Linked DNA regions of Mus musculus: region 2 is linked to region 1. The links are chromatin loops, found by intact Hi-C in ENCODE. Cell type or tissue: left cerebral cortex. All regions are shown on one strand.

Region 1 (8,000 bases):
GCTACTGTTGGAAGAAAACGTAGCTCTGCCACAGGGAACATGATGGTGACTGTTCAAGGACACCCTTGTTCTTCCTGGATGTGATAGAATCATCTGGTGCCTTTGGTACCAGTATGTGCGCAGGATGACACTTCTCAAATCATGGCCTATGGACCAGCTACAAGGTACCGTTTGCCACCTGAAAAAATGTACAGTCAGAGGCGACTGACACTGCTACTGGATCAGAAGTCCTGGCACTAGTGTGTGCTTTTAGTAAGTCCTCAAGGTAATTCTGAAGAATATTGAGAAAAAGTTATGTACAAAGAGATCAAAACCATATGTTGTGTTTGATTATTACAGCTAATGAAGGCGTGGGGTCAGCTCCAGCTGACCCTCATCAGGCCTCAAGACTCTGCTTAGGAATGAACACCGGGACTTGCTTTGACCAAGTAAGATTTAGTGCCAGAGTCTGTCTTTACAGAACATTGGTTTTCTGTGCTTAATTAGAACAGCATAATGAACAGTGCTCCTGAAGATGATACCCAGGCCTGTGCGCATGCAGTCCCTGCAAACACACACACACACACACACACACACACACACACACACACACACACACACACACGTACCATACACACCACATTAAAAAAGATAGAACAACTTTGAATCCCCAGCCCCTTTCTAAATCATTTCCAGAATCTATAAGTCCTTTCCTTAGTAAAATAGTCAATGACTTTTGTTTATAATGGCTGTGTCTTCCTTTTGAAGACGGGAACTCTTAGGTCCCCCATGACTTGCATGGCTTTGGCTGGAAAACCAGCCTGCCTTCATTCATCTTATACTAAAGTCAAACTAGGTTCATTCTGTCTATGATTAAATGTCTGTCTCTCAAGGATGGGGCTATGCCCAACCTTTGACCTTAACTACAAATGGTGCTGGACTTCCTGTCCCAGGAAATGGCATCCGTCCTTTTGCTTCAGAAGGTTATTATGACCATCCGTTGTTATGACTACCTTATGACCACCTTGCAATCATAAGCATAACTAACGTGCTATGCGTACGTTCTGTTCCTGTAATCCCACCTATTTTGCCCAACAAAGACTCCATTTGGAAAACCCCTAATCCTGAGCTATAAAAATCTTGCCTTCCTCAAGTCCAAAGCTGAACTCAAGTTTGATTTAATTAATTGCTTGCTTTAATTAGAGCATGATGATTTGGGTAAGTGGTATTCTTCCTCATATCTTTGGGATTAACATGGAATTGACCTGACTGGAACATGGGAAGGTGAAGAAAGGATAGACACAGAATCATAGACTAGTTGGGATAGGGTGGACCATGAGCTCTGATGGAGACTAACTAGCATCCCGGAAACTCAGTGGGTTTTTCTTATACATCTGATTAGAAGAGTTGAGCTTATTGTACACAGCTGAAAACTAGGAGGCAGGCTCAACCTCAGGAAGAAGTCTATCAGGGATTGGTCTCAGGCTGCAGACATCAGGGAAGAGGAAGCTATGGTCCATACTTTCAGCACACACGCACACTGTCATCATCTGCACAAACCGGGGAAAGTCTTTGCCATTTCTCTGAGCCTAGCCCAGGAATTCACGTCATTCCCATGAGTCTTTAACAGGGTCATACTCATGTCAATAATACACATTCACTGAGCACTTCATCCACTCCCCACACTTATGTCTGTTTGCCTTTTGGTTTTTTGTTTTGTTTTTTAGTTTTTGGTTTTTCAAGACAGGGTTTCTCTGTATAGCCCTGGCTGTCCTGGAACTCACTTTGTAGACCAAGCTGGCCTTGAACTCAGAAATCTGCTTGCCTCTGCCTCCTGAGTGCTGGGATCAAAGGCGTGTGCCCCCACGCCCAGCTTTGGTTTTGTTTTGTTTTGTTTGTTTGTTTGTCTTTTAATGTTAAAAGTCTGGTAGGTTTTGATCTTTTGCAAACAGCACACAGTTAGCAGCTGAGTGTAAGAGATTAAGTACATAAATCTACTTCTTACTCTTGGACAATTCTTTAGAAGAATTGTAACACTGCCATCCCAAGCCTTGCATTAGCTTGAATTGCTGGGCAGCCTTGGGCGAGCTACAGAGCATCTCTTAGAGTCAGTTCGCAGATGCTAAGAGCAAGGGGCTAATTAGCCCTGTCCACACAATGGCTGTGAAGTTAGTCCAGTAGAAAGAGATGCAGCAGGAAGTGTGCCTGCCACTCAATGAGCTTCTCTCAGTAAGGTACTCAATAACCTCCACTCCCCACCCCCACCCCCATCATTGGAGCACCCCTAGGGAAAGTCTGCAGCCTGGGCATGGCCCAGACTCTTCTGGAAACCCATAAAAACAGCACAACCATTATTATCGGAACCACTCTGGGCCAAGGGAAGATCAGAAAACATTCCAGCCTGGAGGAGAATGGCTAAAACATTAGGTGGTTACAGGAATACATTAAAGACTTTCCATCAAAACTGGGAAATAGCTTTGCAAATTGGTGTCTGATTCCACAATAAAAACTGCTCTAATCCTTGGGGTGAGCAATTGGCTTAGAGCAAATCTTCTTAGCTTTCCCAAATGTCAATCCCATGAAAGCATCCTGCACGCTGAGTATATTATCACCAGCAAGAAACAGATCGGAAGCAGCGGATGTCAACGTCTAACTGTCCTAGGAGATAAACTGCAGCTTCTGGTAAACGGAGGAAATTTATGCCGGAGTATTTGCTGAAGGCCAAATTGGTCCCTGTGGTACGTGCAGCATTTCTGAAGGAAGAAAAAAAATGTTTTTCTCCCTAAATAATTTCCTGACTTAAGGCAATTATTTCTATAATGTATCTGTTATTGGGATGATCCTGACACTCCCCCAGGACCTGCAGGAATAAGAGGATTTTTCCAATGTGTGCCAACACTGAAAGAGAAGGAAGGTATCTTGACTTTGGTTAAAAGAGGCAAGCAGAGAATAACCTTTATATCAGAGAAAAGGTAATTTGGGGTTTACCGAACACCCGCTGTGTGCCAAGCGCCTGGGTAAATGTTACCCATGCTAACCTTATCCTTCCAGCGGGTCTGTGAAGAGGAAGTTATCCCTCTCGTTTTTTAGCATCCATGGGCCCTATGGCTCTGAGAAGTTCGATGGTATGCAGAGAGCCCTACAGCACACAGTTGACAGCAGCACAGCAGAAGGCTCTCTTCTAGACAGTAGCAATGATGTCCCGTGCTAGGTAGTTCTTATGACCCTCTATTTCCTCTGCATTTTTCTTCATTATCCTTTGTATCCAGGGAAGCTGGCCCAACTCACCTTCCTTTGCTTTCTGTTGTCTTTGGTGGGTGAGGAGTCTGGTCAGGAAGGCAGAGGCTCCTGAGACAACAGTGTGAGTGAGTGGTCCCTGTGACTCCTTCCTGCTCTATCTCTTACTGGCCTACGCTCCCCACACAGAGTATCTACTCTAGGTCTTGAGAACTCTCCTTTCCTCTGAGAGCCCGACACAGCACTCACATCTCCTCAGAGCCTCAGTTTGAGTGTGCCATGGATTTATCTCGCATTTGAGCTGGCCCAGCTTGGAAGATTCTCAAAGCTTAGAAATGAATTCTCCTCCACATTGTTACTAATTTAAGTAAAATTGTTGAAAAACAGACATGTCCCGATTCTCCTTCAGGGTTCCATGCAGATAGTGCTTGGTTCAGTGTTGGGAGTGTCTCGGTCTCTACTTCCTGCTCACTGAGAGAAGAGGGTTTTAGGACCAGAAGCACGCCACTGGGCCATATGTGTTTCCTGAAAGATGACATTCAGAGCTGAGGAAAAAAAAAGTAACAAGCTGACATTTGTATAACATTCTATAGCTTTACTTTCATTACTTTCTATTTAAGGATATATTACAGGATGGATGCACAGAGGGGAAAAAAAGCTGAACACAAATCAACAGTAAGGTTATCTTTTAAAAGGCTGAATTCCTACCAAGACACAGCCGCCGCCCCTGAACTATCTCATACAGCTAGTGAGACAAGTCTACTTTGGCAGAGCCAGCTAAATCCTGCTTTCTGCGTGACTCATCACAAAAGCTGTCAGGACAATGAGGAGGAACTAGAAGCTACATATTAAACAGGACAGATCGGAAGAGTATTTGTTCACGTATTAATTATATCAGAAGGAATACAACCTCTGATGATCAGCAAACAATAGTCCTAACGTTGTCAGGAGTGTCTCTCTGGGAAGTCTAATGCCATGTATAAACAGGCAATGATTTTTTTTTAAAGATCCATTTTGTCGTGCTTCTAAATTTGAGTGACAAGACATTTTGGAACCATCATATTTCCAGAAGGTTGGCATTCTATTATTAGATAATTACAGTACTTAACATGAGAAAGGATGGTAGGAATGATATTTTAAATATATTTCCATGATTATGAGATGTCTCTTTTCATCTCTAGGAAGCTGTCTTACCTCAATGTCTACTTCAGCTGATATTAATTGTACCATGCCAAATTATGTCGTTATCTGTACTGGAAAATCAGCCTTTTATTTTTAACCTTTCGGTTATGTGTAACTGGAGAGACACATATAGGTGGATCTTACTTTTAAATCAGGATGACAGATTTTTGTCTTTACATTGGATTGCAGATATGTTTAAAGTGATTAAGGATCCAGTTAAGCACAACATCTTGCTCCTGGGTGTGGTTCATTTTTTTCTCTTTTTTTGCCTTTTTTTGGATTATGAAAGCATTTTTTATTATTCCTTTATTAGCTTTTTGGCTGTACATTCTTACATAATTCTTTCTGTAGTTACCATAGAGATAACAATATGTAATTTTTTCCCTATGCATTGCAGCTTTATCTCCCATGAGCTATTTGGAGCTTCCTGCTTCTTGGCTACAGCGAGGTCCTCTGTAATTTGTAATCTTGCTGTTCTCACCCGCTTCTTACAGTTGCCACTACTAAAACACCAGGGACTGAATTTACATGGTGGTCACAGTCAGCTGGCTTCTATGCGAAGTCACATGTTTACCTTTCGAGGCTGCATGTGAGATCCTTCTTCAGCCTGAACAACTCCCTGGTGCTTCCTCTGAGTCTCTGCCATTGGTATTGGCTCCTGTGGGGTTTCATTTGTCTGAGAACACCTTAAACTAAACCTTTTAACATCTGTACTGTAGGATGACTTGCGTAAGACAAAATTCACCCATGTTAAATGTGAAATCTGATGAGTTTGTGGGTGTTCGCATAGTCTCGTAGCCACCTCCCCATCAGTGAGGATCACTAATTTCTCATCACTCTGTGTGTAAGTTTGTGTCCACCGTTTCCTTGCCCATCCTTGCCTCAGGAAACCACTGAGCTGAGGTGCAAGGTGCTGTCATCTTGCCACTTTCAGAGCTTTTTTTCACTGGGCATTAGGCTCCCGCCTTCTGTGACTGGTTTCTCTCAGTTGGCATTCAGTTTCTGGGATCCCTTAGCAGTTCATTCTTTAAAGTAATGAATGGGTGGAAAAGTAGCTCGGGACTAGAGTCCTGCCTAACATCCTCAAGGCATCAACAGCCCCTCAGACAGTCACCATCACTGTGACAAGTTTTCTTTTCATACATATACTATCTTTTGATTATCCCACTTACTGGATGGCTGACTGTGGTACAGGCCTGGCCTCTCAGTCAAACAGGTCCATCTTGGGGCATTCAGCTTTGCTCATCTGTGAGACTCGTTGACTGTTTGCCACCAGACAAGAGCAAGGAAGCTCATGAAACCTTCAGTTGAGCATCCAACCACTCCCTACCACCTATGTGTGCAACTCTGTCCTGACTCCCCATGGCCTGGGGTGGGGCTGGAGTGTATAGCCCAAGGAAGACTAGGGGAGGGAACACAATTTAAATGGAGTCATCATGGAAGTGGAAATTTTTGGTTTCTTTGGAAACTCGGTTGTGTCACATGATGTTTTTCTGGAGAGGATATTTGGCTGAAGCAGACATGTGAGAGGATGTTTGGCTGAAGCAGACATGTGAGAGGATGTTTGGCTGAAGCAGACATGTGAGAGGATGTTTGGCTGAAGCAGACATGTGAGAGGATGTTTGGCTGAAGCAGACATGTGAGAGGATGTTTGGCTGAAGCAGACATGTGAGAGGATGTTTGGCTGAAGCAGACATGTGAGAGGATGTTTGGCTGAAGCAGACTTGTGAGAGGATGTTTGGCTGAAGCAGACATGTGAGAGGATGTTTGGCTGAAGCAGACATGTGAGAGGATGTTTGGCTGAAGCAGACTTGTGAGAGGATGTTTGGCTGAAGCAGACATGTGATGTTTCTCTGGAAGTTGTTTTGTGAGAGGGGATGTGATATTTTGCTGGAGCAGATGCTTGAGAGGGTACATGATGTTTAAAGAGAATATAAATATAACCCCACAGAGGGGGAGATGACACTCTTGCATTGGTTCACCTTGCAAGGCTTTGCTGGTCTTCTCTCGTCTTCACTTGTTATGACTTCATAGACACACACACACACACAAAGAGCTTCTCGTGATATTTTGGCTATTTCTTGCAACTCCCTCAGACTCTGTAGCAGGAACAGGGACACCTCTATGTAAACACTGGGGGCCACACAGCCACAAAAAGCATCTCCTACAGAAAAACCTGAATGATTGCCTGAGAGACCAAAGATTGCTGGTGCCCCGACAATGCCAGCCAATTGGGAACTGTTGTTTAGAAGAACTGCTTTCTTGGGACCAATGGGGGCTCGGGTAGAGAGACTTGAAGGAACTTGAAGCAGTGTTCAGAGAGCTTTCTGCAGCTTTTCTTACCTGCTAAAGGGCAGGTAGAGTCAGGTGGGTGAACAGTCCAGGACACAGGCACCTAGCGTGGCCAATGAACTACGTCATCCTCCTCATTATTTGTGGCTGCTTGCAAGCAACATTTTTTGGGGCTAATTTTTCTCAGGGAAAATTTAAACAATGGCATTGATTGCTTACAAGTTAATCTGTTTCTTCTTTGCTGAGATTTATAGTTTGTGATTTTGAGAAAAGGACATATGACATCTAAGCTAGTGAAATTTTACCCTATAGTGTTTATCTTAGTTAGGATTTCCATGACTGTGAAGAGACACCATGACTAAGGCAACTCTTATAAAGGACAACATTTAATTGGACCTGGCTTACAGGCTCTGAGGTTCAGTCCACTATTGTCATGGCAGGAAGCATGGCAATATCTAGGCAGTCATGGTGCTGGAGAAGGAGCTGAGAGTTAGTTCTACATCTTGTTCCAAAGGCAAACAGGAGAAGATTGACTTCCAGGAAGCTAGAAGAAGGGTCTCAAAGTACACTCCCACAGTAACACACTTCTTCCAACAAGGCTACACCTACTCCAAGGCCACACTTCCTAATAGTGCCACTCCTTGGATCAAGTATATTCAAACCACTGCAATATTGTTCATGATATTCCTTTATTATTATTCTCATTCCCCCTTATCCCCTCCCTACCTTCCTTTCTGTCTGCCTGAAGCTTTGTCAGTTTTATCAAACCTTGCTTTTATGAATTTTTCTCTCTTGGCTTCCTATTTCCTATGTCACCGACTTTACACTGCCCTTTTTCTTCCTTTTGCTGGGTTTTGCTTTATTTTGAACTCCATCTCCAGTTTCTAAAGTGGAAGTGTAGCTTGTTGACTTGAAGAATTGCTTCGTAGCTAATGTGTTTCCTGAGGCAAGGTCTTACCATGTAGCCCAGGCTAGCTTGGAATTCATGCTCCTATCTGAGCCTCCTGAATGCTAGGATTACAGGGTAAACCATCATACTCTTCACATTCACAAATTTTGACATGTTGAAGATTCATTTTTGTTCATGTCTAAATATTTCCTCAGTTTTTGCTTTTGATAGTCAAATACATCTTAAAGAACTCAGAAAAAAAAAGTTCGTTTCTTTGGTATGCCCGGGTATATGCCACTCTGTCCTATGACTTTGTTCTTTTATTTTAAATTTAATTTTATTTGTAATTCATTTTTTACACTCCATATTCCATTCCCTGCCCCTCCCCTCCCACCCTCCAACTGCTCCACATCCCACACCT
Region 2 (8,000 bases), 72 kb before region 1:
CCTTTAGCATCACAGCAAGTAGTTTATTTGCTACAGGACAAACAGGAGATCATTTTGCTAGCTGATGTGTAAGCTGCAAGTGCTCTTTCTGAAGCTGTAGTTGGGGGTGGGGGTGGGGGTGGAAGGTTTACTCTGTAGATTAATGAACAATTCTATAGAATGCAGAGGCACTCCCAACCCTCCCCAGCCTGGCAGATACTAACCTAGTGGTTAACTACATGCATGTGAGGAGATGTAAATGACATTAAGCAGTGTAGCTTCCTAGGGACAAAGCCCTGACAGTCTGCTAGCATGGCATGCCTAACAGCTAAGCACAGCGCATCTGTCTGTGGAGCTGTTATTGGCTCTCCACACTACCGTCTCAAGAGACACATTCCCAGCTCATGGCTCAAGTGTGGATTCCTTGCTGGAGTGAGTGATCTCCTCGGTAAATCTGTCCCTTGTATATGTAATTTATCATAATGAATTCCTAGACCCAGAATGCAGAGTAAAACTAAGCCAGGGTGCATAGGGGGACACTTGGACACTTACTAAGATTGTCCTTTTGAAGCTGGCAGTTGGGCTGTGTGTCTCCTCTAGCCTGTCATGTCAGAGGAACTAATATACATTCCTCAAGACTCCAGGGGCACACAAACTTATACCTGGAATTCTCTATACTACCCTTGGTCCCCCAATTGCATAACCCCCCCCCCAAATAGTGGTCATTTCAGTAGAAGGGGCATGGAAAGAGAGAGCAGGCCAAGGGATGAATATTAGTAGAAGCCTTCCCTCTGCTGCTGCCCCAACTAGAGCCTACTTCTGTCCAATATGTGTATATCTAGAGCCGTGTGCAGAGCTCTGAAGAGCATGTGGGTGTGTGCTCACATGGGTGGGGCATTATTCTGATGGAGGCTGGCTGCAGGGACATCCTGGAGGTAAAATAGGGAAACTACAAAGGGAACAAACAGCAGCAGTGTTACTCTGAGGTGACAAGTATAAGGGCATTGAAAATACAGAAACAATGTAATACTTGGCCTTAGTGAGATTTAGTAGCAGTTTCTCATATCCAACCAAATAGAATTTATACACTAGCATTAAGAACATCACAGCCATCCTTACCCAAGAAGGAACAGCTCTGCTTCTGAAAGCTGACTCCAAAAGCTTTGGGCTTTTTCAAAAACCAATAGAATTTGTAAAACAATCGTAGCTTTTAAAAAAGTGAAATAAATCTTTAGGTTTGATTATTAAAGCAAAGAGCACCAAGAAAATTCTCTGTGTCTTCTATGTCTCTCTCTCTCTCTTTTTGAGAATTCAACAATATTTGCACAACGTAGCAGATCTAAATTTTACTAAAATGGACTCATGCCAAAAGACTAGAAATACCATACTTGAGTGTTTGCTGAATGTTCTTATAGTTAACAAGGAAAAAACCCTCCACTGCAAGCATCATTAACTGCAACTATAGTGTGTAAAATGTATTCCAAGTCACGTCTCCCACGGAGAGGGGTTAATTTACTTTTTTCACCCATGAGTAAAGATGTAGTATTTAACACGTGCATTAAAACTTGCCAAGTGTTATCTGGAAGGGCAGGCAACAAAGGCTTGGTTGATTAAAAGATAATAATCCTTAGGACAGTGAAGTTATGAAATGTGCGGTTGTGGCTCCTGCCTGGGCTCCCTCTTCACTGTCCGTGTGTCCTGACTTCACAGCCTCTCTTCTGCACCAGCTCCCCTGGTTTTCATGCCTCAGCACTTTGCCTCTTTCTCTGCAGGTTTTTCCTGGGAACTGAATGTTCTTCCATAGAGCTCCAGTGGGAAATTGCAGTGAGGGGCCCTTACTACCTGGAGTGAGCTGTTCTCTGCTGTGCAGTGGGATGAGGAGGCTGGAGTGAGGAGTAGGTTACTTAGAACAGATCGCAGACCTTGAGACTCACAGTCTCGTGCTGATGAGACACAGATTCCTTACTTCTGCAAACGGTTCTGTCTTTTCACAAAGTGGTTGGCAATTCCTAAGCTGGCTGAGAAATTAACCAGGAATTCACTTCATCTATCACAGAAGAGTAGCTCTCTTTTTATTGACTGACTAATTAATTATTATTATTATTTTTTTTTGGTTTGGTTTTTCAAGACAGGGTTTCTCTCTGTAGCCCTGGCTGTCCTGGAACTCTTTGTAGACCAGGCTAGTTTCGAACTCACAGAGATCCATCTGCCTCTGCCTCCTGAGTGCTGGGAACAAAGGCATGTGCCACCACTGCCTGGCTATTTTATCATCATCTTAATCATCAGGGTCTCACTGTTTAGCCCTAGCTGTTATGAAACTCACTAGGTAGACCAGGCTGGCTTTGAACTCACAAAGCTCTACCTGCCTTTGCTTCCCACGTGTTGGAATTAAAGGTGAGAGCCACTGGCTAACGGTGTTGAGGGCCATCACAAGGATGGAGGAGCATTCTTTAACCAGAGTTAAAAACCGAGGCTATTTCCTCCACTCAAAGAAAATGGCTGAGGGGCAAACGGGGCTCAAGGCGTATCTGAAAGGTAGAGGGAGGGGGTCACATACTGATCCACTTCCAAAGCTAATCAGTTATCTGAACACGGGCCATTTAATGAGTTTCCTTAACTTTGTTCCCTGCTCTGTAAAACGGAACTAACAAAGCCCAACTCACAGGGCTGAGAGGCTTTAAAAGAAATGCTAGAAGTGATCCGAGCAGACACAAAACACTTGGTAAAATCCTAAGCCCTCATGTTTGTAAGCGGGCCAGGTAGTGATGAATTGTCTGGAGTCTGGAGCCAGACGGCTTGGGTTTGCATCTTGCCCTCACTACTATAACTTATTTTGTAAGTTGCACAAACTTCCCTGACTCAGTTCCCCTATGATTAAAGTAGAATCTTAATACAAGTAGTAGCTACCTAATAAATACTTGCTGCTTTTATTTCTCTAGAAATAAAAATAGACTGCTTCTACCTCAATCAGTGATACAGTGAATTAAAGGAACACACACCAGTACAGTGTGTGCGTGTGTGTGTGTGTGTGTGTGTGTGTGTGTGTGTGTGTGTGTGTTTAAAGTCCTGAAGACTGTGTGCATTTATTAATTCTGGGATTGACTCAAGCTGTGATGCAAAGGGTGGGGCTAAACTGTAAAGTGAAAGAAAAACTCTGAGGGGCTATAAACCACCCACCAGGGAGCTATTTCTTTTGTAATGTGCATTCCATTTCTTCTCTCTCATGCGTTTTAATTCTTTCCACATTTCCTGCCACAATTATCAAATGTTTAGTTTCTGACCTCACTTTTCTGGAGACTGGAGCCCAGGGAATTTAGAATTGTTTATTTTCTGTCCCTAAACCTTTGAGTTAATGGAGGGGCTTGTGCCATAGGGTTTGTTGGTTTGTTTGTAGTGTCTCAGGAAGGTCACTGGAGTTGAAAAGAAAACAAGAGAGAGAGAGAGAGAGAGAGAGAGAGAGAGAGAGAGAGAGAGAGACTCTACATATTTTAGCTGGAAACCAGAGGCCCCCAAAGGGTAGAGCCGCAGATTCCTGCATTTGCTCAACCGAGTTTAAGGGGAAATTTGGATTATAAAAGACTCTTATAGGGCCCAGATAATAACAATGACAACAACAAAAATCCAGGACATTTTACAAAGAAGAAAATGCATTTCAGGAAATCTCAATTCACTCTATGAAGAAGAAAGGAAATTTCATTTTGCTGTTAAAAAAAAAAACTTTTAAGTGCCCCCCCCCCCCCCCCCCGGCTAGGAAAGACTTGGAAAGAAAAAGTCCGTAACTATTCTGTTTCCTCTGAAGTGAACAGAACTCAAGGCGCCTTTTTGAACTCTGCGGCTGCTCTGGCCGCCGCCTCTGCTCCTATCCACCCAGTCTGTCCTCTCTCCCCACTCCCCAGCCTCCCTCCATATTAGGCGTGGTGGGGCTCCAGCTTTTGGCCCAAACTATTTCAAGAATTGAGATCTAAGTTTGTTAGGTAGAATTTCTGCTCCTAGCGTGCCAGAATCCCACTCCATCGTAAGGCTGGGGGACCTTCAGTCCCACCCCCAGAGAGCATCCCTAGAGTGCACACTCGACCGCTGGGGCGCAAACCCCAGAGACCGGTCACCTACCTCGCCGTGGACCAGGGCGATGGTCACCAGCGAGAGCGCCAGCCATCGTTTCCACATCTGCGGAAGAGAGAAGAGGGTGAGAGTGAAGGCGCTGGGCCCCGCTCAGACCCTAGAAACTTCTTCGGGTCCCACAGATTCATCCCCCTCCTCCCAGCACCCTCGGTGCCCGCAGCGGCCCGGCCTCTGCACCGCGCTCACCGTGCTCGGGTCCGGGACTCCGGAGGACACTGGGCAGGGTGGCGGCAGCGAGTTAGAGGCGAAGGTGGGAGCGTCGCTTATCACCAGGCTCCGAGGAAGTCCGACCTGGGCTCGCCGCCCCTTAAGACCCCTCCTTCCCCGCCCTCCGGCCCCCCAGCTCCTCCCTATTCTCCTCCCCTTCTGCAGCGCTGCCCCCGCGGCTCCCGCTGCGCTCCCTCCTCCCGGCCCCCGCCAGTAGCCCAGGAGCGTCCATGCACCGCAGGCATCCCCGTCCTCTCCTAGACCCCAACCAAGAATCTTCAGATATCTCAAGAGAAGGCACTGGGTGTCCGTGTCTCAGGGGACCCTGAAACAAAGGCGGGGGAAATCACAGAAATCCCACGCCCGGGAGGGGCGCTGGCCTGCGGCAGCGGGGGGGTGGGTGGGGGTGGGTAACAGAAGGAACTCGCTGAGGACTGCAGTGACAACCAGATGGACAGTACAGTGGGCATCCATGCCAGGGCTGGGACTCGAACCTAAGCATCCCAGAGCCACCCTTCCTTGTTGAAAGGGAAAAGGGAGAGTAGAGGATGTGAAGGTATTACTACAGCCCAAGAAGGAAGCAGGCATAGGAGCCCAAGATGGGCTGGTGAGCAGAAAGCTACTTTGCGGTCAACTGTGGGTGTACTAGGGAGAGGGGGCAAGTGCCCTGCTCTGCAGCATTTTTATATGCTTCCCTCCAACCCAGGAACTCTAACCCCTCTCCATCTCACCAATCTCCCGTTAGCACCTTGGCCATTTCTGGAAAAGTCCCTCTTTGAGCCTTTGATCTCCACCAGTGTTTCTTTCCCCAGAGGTCTTCAAAGGTGTGCCGCCCCTATAATAAGAGTGTGGATCCCCAATCTCTTTCCTGCCCTGGCTTCCCTATCTCTGGCGGTCAAAAATAAATCTCTGTGTGACACATTTCAACCTCTGGTTGCCGACTCCCACTTTCTACCTGCTCAGCCCATTCTTGACAGCACTGAAAACTAACCGCCATGTTCTTTCGCTCTGGGGTTTAGACAGTACCGTGTCACATCTTCATTCACTGAGATACTTCATCCACTTTCTTCTCCCACACCAAATCCAACCTTTCTGCCTTCCTTGTAAGCACTCCATTTCACCCCGTGGCCGAACCTTTTCGTCTTCTCTTCACCTTCTTTGCCACACACCCCGATGCTCTCATCATACCAGGTATCATGGTGTGCTCTGAACTTGTCTTAGTTTATCGTCTACCGAGGTCTGCTGAATACCTACAGCTGAAGGTTTCAAAATTATGCCTAAATTCCACACTGAGATAGCCCGAGTGCTACACAGATGGAAACAAAAATGTAAACTCTGTTATGGGTCATATTGGAATGTTGGCCATGGCTTTAAAACAGCAGGGGCTGCAATGGGTTTGCTACTGCTGAACCCCAGAATCAAACACACCCCATAGGTACAGGGAGAGTTGGAAAACCTGCTTGTGTAAAAATTAGCTGCATGAAAAAGCAAAATTAATGAATAAAAATAAATAAATAAATAGTCACTGCCCTCTATACTTAAGAGGGGTGTGCTAGTTAGTTTTGATTGTTGAGTTGACATAGCCTGAAGCTAAGAGAAGAATTGCCTATTAGACGGGCCTATGTCTGTGGAGGCATTGACTTGATAGTTGATGTTGGAGGACCTAGCCCACTGTGGGTGGTGCCATTCTGTAGGCACCTGGTCCTGGGCTAGAAAGCTAGCTATGCATGAGCCTGCAAGCAAGCCTGCAAGCAGCATCCCTCCCAGATTTCTGCTCCAGGTTCCCACTTGGGGATCTTTCTGCTGTGACTCTCCTCAGTGATGGACTGTGACCTCTGAGATGAAATACACTCCCCCTAAGTTGCTTTTGGTCGATGTCTTTTATCACAGCAACAGAAAGGAAAATAGAACACAGAGAGAATGATGCATTCTTTGAAGCTCAGCAGTCAGGTGTTACATGCCTTCCTATTTGTTGGATCAAGATGAACAGAGCATAAATGCCCCCCATTGGCTACCCTGCCTGTCATTGTGCTAGATTTGAAGAAATGAGCTTGGATGTACTAAGGTTTGCTTCTGTCCTCTAATAACACCATTGTGTGCCCTCAAAACTTCCTGTGCTTTTCCCATAGGAGGGCTGTCAACATAGCCTAAGCGGTTTCTCACAGATATCTCCTGCTTACAAGGAGGCCATTTCTTTACGGAAAGTCTCTTGATTGCTTTCAGAACTGAAAATGAGTTTCTTTGCATCTCTTGCTTGCCCTTTTCTTGACAACAGCTTGGGGGTAGTAGAAAATACTTAAGTTTGAAGTCAAAACCAACCTGGCTTTCTATACTGGCATTGCACTTACCAGCTGCTAACCTTTGCCCTCTCCCAGCCTAGGTTCTAGCATCTGACAAATGGCAGTCATGATGCCCTTCAGGGGCCAGTACAATTTAAAGTGGCAGGTTGTAAAAAGTGCCTGGCAGACAGAAAGCAGGGTTCTATAAAGGGTAGAACCATTATTATTTTATCGATCTGCCTTGCATCTAAATGGTAGCCAGTACTATGTGCCAGGGATACCAGAGCTTGCAACATGCCGTATTTTTAGGTAACTGCTACAAGACACTGAAAGCTTTTTAAAGTGATTTCCATCTTCCGATAAGAAAACTGAAGATCAGAAAAACTCAGATATTTTCCCAATAAAATGTCTTGGCATTTTATTGTATACTATTATCTCTGTTTAATATTAGGACATAATTCTCCTTGATTCAGAGTATAGCTATATAATCAACAAACAGAGACAAAAGAGATAAAAGTAACATCAAAACTAATTATAAGAGGGAGTTGGGTTTGGTGAGGGATATTTTCCATTGTGAGTGATAGATATTTATTTAAGTGTCTCTCTATAGAAGCCAATTTGAATAAGTAGCCTGGGATTTATTGACTTCATGTAGCTGAGAAGTGCTGGGACAAGGGCTTGATTTAGGGACTCTTCTCCAAGGAGCTTGCCTGTGTCCCCAGGACCTATGTCTTACTTTTTTTTTAAAACTTTCAGCAGTCATTTCTTTCCCAGGATTTGCCGGGTGCTTCCTGAGAGCTACAGTCTGTTCTCAGGGTGAGAAACTGACCCTAGAGGGCTAATGTAGGTGAGGGAGTTAGCGTTTTTTCTGGAGATGTCATAGACATCTTAAGATATGTTTTTAAAGTCCAAGAAGAGGTTTTTTTTTTCTTTTTCCCCCTCTCTCCTTCCTTCCTCCCTCCCTCCCTCCCTCTTTCTTTCTTTCTTTCTTTCTTTCTTTCTTTCTTTCTCTCTCTCTCTCTTTCTCTCTCTCTCTCTTTCTTTCTTTCTTTCTTTCTTTCTTTTTTTCCAGAATCCCACTCTTTGGCCTTAACCAATCCTCTTGTTTTACCCTCCCCAGTACTGTGATTTCATGTGGGAACCACCAGCTCCAAAATGATTTTCTTTGTGTCTCCTTAACTGATCACTGTGACTGGGGGAATCGGCTGACTTAGACGCATGGGGACCCAACCTTAGATCCATCTAAAAACCAGGCTGATTGTGTCTAGAGGTTTAGGGACTGGATGCTCAGAGTAGTTGTGAGTTCACAGCTTGGACTGTGAATTCTGCTCTGAGCTGGTAGGACTGACAAGAGCTAGTTCCCTATAATCGTCTATGATGTACTACAACAAGATCTACTTGCAGTATTATTTG

Evidence for each region. Hi-C counts contacts between places; a loop is a spot of excess contacts. Peaks named below come from ENCODE experiments on the same cell type or tissue, not always from the same donor. Only the 100,000 strongest peaks of a DNase experiment are listed, where the experiment ranks them.
Region 2: a loop joins it to region 1, with 2.2 times the contacts of the local background. A loop is called at or near these places in 3 of 42 quality-filtered maps.

The regions. Positions count from the first base shown.
Region 1 is chr16:37,701,017-37,709,016 of GRCm38, reverse strand. No RefSeq gene overlaps it. Among named protein-coding and RNA genes, the nearest start is that of Gm46547, 10 kb to the left of the region's middle. In left cerebral cortex, no CTCF peak of the experiment used is centred here; DNase peaks (open chromatin) are centred at 3,572, 3,981, 4,564 and 4,938; H3K27ac peaks cover 2,947 bases.
Region 2 is chr16:37,773,440-37,781,439 of GRCm38, reverse strand. Fstl1 (follistatin-like 1) reads right to left here and starts at 4,385. Exons shown (of 11, transcript NM_008047.5): 1 at 4,288-4,385; 2 at 4,090-4,146. The coding sequence starts at 4,146. In left cerebral cortex, no CTCF peak of the experiment used is centred here; DNase peaks (open chromatin) are centred at 3,913, 4,003, 4,513, 4,772 and 3 more places; H3K4me3 peaks cover 1,545 bases; H3K27ac peaks cover 1,461 bases.